2 separate regions of the Homo sapiens genome follow, and region 2 is linked to region 1. Evidence: chromatin contacts called from ENCODE Hi-C or POLR2A ChIA-PET data. All regions are on one chromosome and are shown on one strand. The core of a region is the stretch at or near the end of the contact, and the rest is flanking DNA. Distances in the headings are between cores, read along the strand shown. Region 1 has its middle 57 kb from the start of CD36. Region 2 holds the start of CD36 (CD36 molecule (CD36 blood group)).

The links. Hi-C counts contacts between places; a loop is a spot of excess contacts on that map. ChIA-PET counts read pairs that join two places held with the same protein, here RNA polymerase II (POLR2A). Pooled maps may share reads with other maps.
Region 2: a map of heart right ventricle shows a loop between it and region 1 (3-fold over the local background). The contact joins the promoter of CD36 here to the enhancer-like site in region 1. A Hi-C loop is called at or near these places in 8 of 168 maps with a recorded cell type or tissue (PC-3, Right ventricle myocardium inferior, gastrocnemius medialis and 3 more), 1 of 37 single-sample maps with no recorded cell type and 4 of 50 pooled maps. POLR2A ChIA-PET finds 5 or more read pairs at or near these places in 2 of 52 experiments (Panc1 and activated CD4-positive, alpha-beta T cell).

What each region holds. Positions count from the first base shown.
Region 1 is chr7:80,579,429-80,582,950 of GRCh38, reverse strand. No RefSeq gene overlaps it. Among named protein-coding and RNA genes, the nearest start is that of CD36, 57 kb to the left of the region's middle. Within about 2 kb of position 1,334, at least 3 of the 41 ENCODE cell types and tissues checked have a DNase peak (open chromatin) inside an H3K27ac peak, as active enhancers do; they include gastrocnemius medialis and heart right ventricle, where a contact is called at or near this core.
Region 2 is chr7:80,636,620-80,639,974 of GRCh38, reverse strand. It overlaps CD36 (CD36 molecule (CD36 blood group)), which reads right to left and starts at 1,333. Exons shown (of 15, transcript NM_001001548.3): 1 at 1,229-1,333.

The DNA.
Region 1 (3,522 bases), core at 85-2,584:
TCAATTGTTAGCTTTTAAACCGAATTTTTTAATGTGGTTAACTGAGATAAGTGAACATGATGGCAAAATACATATATTTCATTGCTTCTTCTGCTATATTCTTTTCAATGTTAAATATTCTATAATTCTAGTAAGTGTATGACTTTATATATTTATGACCAAGTTTTATTGTTAGATTGAGCCCTTAGAGACTCTCTGTTTTCCAAGCAATAATTTATATGTTTTAACAGTTTTAATTTGGAATACTTAAAACATCACTTAGCATGGTTGATTGCATGTAATTACCACCTGTGAATATCTGTTGTGTGAAGAGACTTCAGTTTAGTAATATTAATATTGAAAAAAACAATATAAATATGCTTGCTATTTTGCTGTTTTCTATAAATAATGCTTTGATGTGCAAAAGAGTCTTTAGTTTCCCAGCTGTAGTCCTACTAACCCCTCTAGACTCAAGTGTTACTTCCTAAAAGGTGTCTTCCTGGACCCCTAAAAGTGGGATCTTCCTGTCCTGAGTGCTTCCTGTGCGTATTTCTGTTCCTGCAGTTGTCGTGCTATTTTGTATTAATGCTGCTCTCTCTCTGGGCCTGTTTTTTTCCACCAGACAGTGAACTTCTTAAAGGCCAAAAATGTAGACTATAATTCTTGTACTCTCCATGCCTGGAATATAAAATGTGCTGCGTATTTCTAGAATAAATGGATAAATGAAAATATTGTCTATTTTGCTAGATGAAAATCCATGATTCCACATCTGTATAAACGAACAAATGTGGCTGCGTAAAAGTGAAAATACTCTAGAAGATGGGGTCATTACTTCCTCATTTTAATGTAGCCCTCTATACATGCCCCAATATTTCTATCAGGCAACTTTTGTGCAAGATAAATGTATTCAATGTAACTGTCTGGGAAGATAATTTGTAAGAACATATTTTTCTGAGAATTTCACATTGTGTTCACTTATCTCAGTTAACAACATTAAAAATTCAGTTAAAAAAGTTTTTAAGGACTTTATTATCAGAAGCATAGCTGCCATTGTGTATATGAGTACATGCGTGTTTCTCTTTACTGTCAAGTTTTTCTGATTAGAAGTAAAATCACATTCCTTTTGGAATCCAGATATTTTTAGTGTAAGACAAAACTATTTTTAAATTGGCATATCAACACTCTTAGGCTCCAAGAGATACTCTCCATTCTCCTCAAAATAACTGTATGTGACTAGATTGGTTCTCCAGGTTCTCACACACCGTGTGACCCTAGCATTTGTAGGTGAGAACACTTATTTCATCAGAGGCTTAGTCACTTCCAATATGCTGGACTGGGCTGGCTCACACCTCTAGGTCACAGGAGTGTCCCATGTTCTGGATCAGGGAGCAATTATGCTGCCTCTGTAATAGGCCTTGCTGTTGATGTTGCTTTTACTTTGGTACTCTGGTTTTGAGTACTGGGGTCCATAATTTTGTCTTCATAAATCCTTCTAGGTATTAGATTCTGTACCAGAAAAATCACTTTCAATGAACTAAAGTTCCTGAACTTATTTTCTCCTAACAAGGTCTTAGACAGCTGCTTTGCACATTCTCTAATACATTCTATGCCTAATATAAGAATATTGATTATCTATTTGCACCAGATATGACGGCTTTACATAGACCATCTCATTTGGAATATTTTATCTAATCCAATGAATACCATTCAAACCAAATACTCGTGAGTATTTCTTATGTGAGCTGATGGTAGGGGCTGTTGTTAGGCTCACACAAGAGAGCAAGCCTTGAGGCTGATATTTACCAGTCAGATCTTCCTTACTCTTTGGTACGTCCCATCTAGGGACTCACAACTCCATTAACACCTACATGTTTGATACCCACTGTGATATACCTGGTATCAGGGGCCTACATTGCAACCAAATGGGGTAACTTGCTTTACTGAACCCTATGAAATCAAGACACAAATGCACAGTAGGCTCCCTTCTCCTTGGGCTTTTAAAAAATTTTTCCATAATAAAAATGGAAAATGGGATTGCTGCCTTCATCAGCACTAACCTTATATCTCTGGAATTTTTTTGTTCCAACCAACTATACCATACTGTTAATATTCTGATATCTGTTTTACTTGGTTCTTCAATTCAAATTTTTCTCTTAAGAGCACTAGCTTTAATCCTTAGACTCAGACACACTATAATACTTTGACCCGTAAATCATCTTGGTTGATTTTCTAACATTTGCCCTCTGGCATCAGGCACCATGATGTAAGGACTCAGAACTCTCTGTGCTATCATCACAACTCAAAAATCCTGGCCCATTACTGGCCTGGTCCCCCACTAACTCACAGAATAGCATATTCTCTCTTTTCCTTGCCTATATGAAGCTCCAAATTTTGTAGAAACAGAATTTTCTGAGATATTAATTTTTATCTGTCCCTTCTGTATCTCCTTTTATCCCTCTTCCAAGGAGATACTAAGGCCTTTGAGTTTCCTTGTCAAAAATATTCATTTTTATGGGATAAAAACAAAAGCTGCTTGAGGCCAACTGCTCTTACTGTCTTTTGTAAAAGTTAATGCTCATTGAAAAAGTGATGCTAATGACCTGGAGAAAAATTTTAAAAGTATGGAATATTTTTAAGAGTGAGAATTGTGGGAACAATCTCCAGCTTCTAGGAAGGAGACATGAGACTAGTAAGATGACAAAGACCTGGGTTCCCGCTAATAAGGGGAGACACATTACAGAAGGAATAGAAGATAAAAGAACCACAGGAGCAGGTAGTGGTGGCTCGCACTGATGGAAACAACTTTATGATCATAGCCTCAGGCCTCTCAGTTGGACAGTTAAGTCTGAATGCCACTGAACACTTTTGGAAAGGCAGAGAGATGACACGGCTTCAGACTCCCTGAAAGCAGGCTGCCAAGATGGTGGAAACTGATTTAAAATGGAAAAGCGTAGTCCTGGGTCTTCCATCAACGTGGGGCCCTGTGATGTGCACAGATAGTGTGATGTAAAGGAAGAAACCACCAGATCTCTAATAGTCTTTTTGCACCTGAAAAAGACTATTAGGTTTTATTTCTAGTGCTCTGGCACACACAGTGTCCTGAGGTTGCACGAGAAAATCAAGCCCTGATTTTCATCCATTATGTGCGATAATTTCTTTCTTATACATCTAGAATAGTATTTCTACTACACTGTCTTTTGGAGAATTGTTTTGTGGATCAGATGAGAAACTTGGTTGAGAAAGTCTTCAGCAAGAAAGAGCACTGCCCTCTCTCAAAGAGAAAACATTCCTGATATCATGAAGATGAAAGGGGAGAAGTTGACTTTGGTGGAGGGTGGAGGGTCAGGACTCCAAAAGGCCCCAAAAGAAAACCTTCCTCTAGCTTCATTACCCTTGGGGGAAGTGGTAGGATCAAAATGGTTTCAAGCTGAGCCTTGAGAAGCATCAGAATTCCTTGTTTCAATAAAGGATTTTTGAAGCAACAGAATTCCAGAAACTCAGAGCACCAAGAAGACTTGGTCATTGAACATTTAATAACCATCA
Region 2 (3,355 bases), core at 84-2,583, 57 kb before region 1:
AACTTCCAAGGTAAATTCCAAATTCAGTACACTCTGTGCAAGTACCTCCAGTTGTAATTAATATTCTTCCCAGGCTAACCCATTATCTGATGGTTCTCTGTTTGGTTTATTGTTCTGGTTCACTAATGAGTCTGGGAAATTAAATGATTTCTACTTTAGTTCTTATTTTCTTGTAAATTCCAAAGGACCACTGGACTTTCTATATAACAAACATTTTTAAATATTTCATTTTGGCTTCCTTGTGAACCAATATTTAAAGCAATATTTTTTAGCTTCAACACACATTACTGACTTCAAACCACACAGAAAAAGACTAAAAAGTACATGCAAATCTTTACAAAACAGGTTTCAATATGCTACTTGATGATTTCAGAAACTGGGATGTACTCTAGAGAATTTATGCCATTTACAGTTATTTATAATTTTAGTTAATGTATAATTAATTTGAGGCTTTTACTTAATTCCTCCAAATTGATTTCTCCTTTACTTCAACTTGGCATCATCATCTAATAATTCAGTACTATTTGTAATAAGCTTCCTGAATCGAAAAAAAATTAACTTTATTTTTATTCTACTAATTTACACTAATTAAATTTCAGATTATTTAAAAGTAATATACTTTGCTATTCCCAGTAACAATGACAATATCTTTGTTCATTACAGAAAAGAACTTAAAAAGCACATATCCAAAATACACATTGCATTTGATCATGTAGAGCAAGTCAGGTATACCAAAAGTTGTGCAATTCAGATTGAAAATTAAACAAGCTAATGACTCTGTAAAGTAATAGTTAATAATTGCATATTAGACAACATGTTGACATAAGAGCTGTAAGTCATTTATAACATCTAACCTCATTATATTGGTCTGCAGTATAATGATCTTCATCATTTAAACATCATGTATAAATAGCCTAAGTATAAAATGAAAGTTTTATAATAATCCAAATTGGATTATAAATCACTTTAAATATTAACTTATACATACGACATGAAATGCCATTGGGTATGGTTTAAGCATAAAATATAGGAAGGTTGATAACTTGAAAATAATGCAAACCTGATTTTTAGATAAAGCCTAGTGACTAAGAAAACAGTTACTACCTTTTTTCCTGTCCTCCTATATAACTTCTTAGGAGTATTTATACAGTAGTGTCACCTCCCGTCATCTGGGTGATGGGAAAAATCCCTTAATCTTTTTTATTTAAAGAAAAATCATACAACTTACCTTTAAAATGGCTAAGAAGGATTTTTCAATCAAATGCTCCAACATTTGGACAATTCTTAATAGGATCAAATGGTATTCTGCAGGAAAGTCCTACACTGCAGTCCTCAGTACATAAATGCGTGAGAGTTTAAATATGCAACCACACCCCCTCCCCCCCCCAAAAAAAGAGAAGAGAAAGCACTCTACAGTGTCAGATCCCAGTGTGTGGTTTGTTGCCAGAGGAATTGAAAGAAAAAAAAAATCCCCCACACAGCACATTACTGATATGGCTAATAAGGGTCTATTTTTATGTTCTGGTGAAGACCCATTACCTATATCTGAGATATTCAGCATTTTTTTTTTTTTTGGCTATTTCCCATCCAAGTAAGTCAGAGGCCAGAAAAACAAAAGGAACTGACTTGCTGAGTTTCCCCTAACATATTCTCAGATGCTGAACTGAGACCGCTGGTGGAAATAGTAAATTTGGAAGAATAATCATATTCTCACTTCCCTGTCTTGACTGAGCTTGCGAAACTTATTTTATTAAGTTTAAATTTAATGTACTTTTTTATACAGCGTAATTCTGAAATACTGTGAGACTAATAATTCTGAAAACAATTGGAGACTGTCAATCAGCAAGGATGACAAACTGACTTAAAAAAAGGAAACAGCCTATTGTTCTAGCTGGAAGTTCTTAACTGTTTATCATTTTCTGTTAGTTTTGCAAAAATTTCATGATCACAGCACAGTGCTCCTACAAAAAATAAACTCTTTAAATTTCTTCAACCAAAATATGTCTAAGTAGAATTACTATTGAGGATAATCTTTAGTACTTAAGTCACTTTCAAAAAAAAAAAAAGCATTATGTTGATATTGAATCAAAATAGAAGGCCTTGCACTTTGGGGAAAGAACCTTCACTATCAAGACCCTGTTCTTATAAAGAAATTCTCAGAATCATACAGGAAAACCTTCACAGGGTTAACCTGGCATGTATTTGATAGGAGAGCTGGATAAATGCATTCAAACAACCTTAGAAGTAAAGTAACCTAAGAATACCAGACAGAAATATATTTAGTTCATTAGGTCATATTTAAACCAGTCCTTAAGTTAGAATGCTCGTGCTGTCCTTTTTGGGCATGTGAGGCACACAACGAATCCTTTCATTTGCAAGCAGTGCCATACAACTGAAAAAAAAAACCCCAAACACTCTTTTCTCCTCAAGAATTTTTTTTCCCCAGGGAAGTTTTTACTGACATATTTATTTAAAAAATAAGTCATAAAAATATTGTAAGTCTATTACTTTTTTTTCAAATCTCAGACCACTTAATTAGGATAAAGTAGAAATGACCATGTGCAATCTCTTTATAATTTATGCTTTCAGTTAGAAAAGAATAACTCACAGTGATTTCATGAAACTTAAGAAGGTAATTCCCTTAAATAACTGCGACCTTTTATCTTGGTGGCACGATATAAAATGGTAGTATAAAGACATATTATTTTGGTTAAGAATATCTATTTTGTAGATAGCTGTTTTGTATTTAAGCTAATTTATTTCTCAACCTTAATTCTCACACACTCACACTCTAATATGACAATTCAGAAAAAGATTACCAACGAAAGGGTTCAGATAAGACCTGTTTAAAAGAGCATATTTTAAAGATATTAAAAGACTAAAGTATAATGAAAATATGATCGCAATTAGAGAAAGATTATTTCAGAAAAAATACATGCAAAATAGATGCCTAAGTTGACATTAAACTTACTTGGGTATTATTTAATCAGTAGCCTAATGCCATTCAAATCTGCTGTCACTGGAGAGGAAAATGTCACAGAGTCCCATGAGCAGTCCAAAGAATCAAATTTACATTCCCAGAGACAGCTGTTAAGTGTTCAATCCCATAGACAACAGTTCCTGAGTAGCTTAGCATACAAGATCTGAAAGCACACAGCTGAGTCAAATCTGCAACTGTGGATTTTTAGAAAAATATAGACCTTAAACAATAACATAGCAAAATGCTGTACCCATTTTAAAGTAAAGAGTGTTGGGGTTTTCATTTTTTTAAAGACTATGCACCCACCATATTTTGAAGGGATGTGTTTTATGTGAGCATATACCTTGCTTTATGTAAATCCACTATAACACTGGA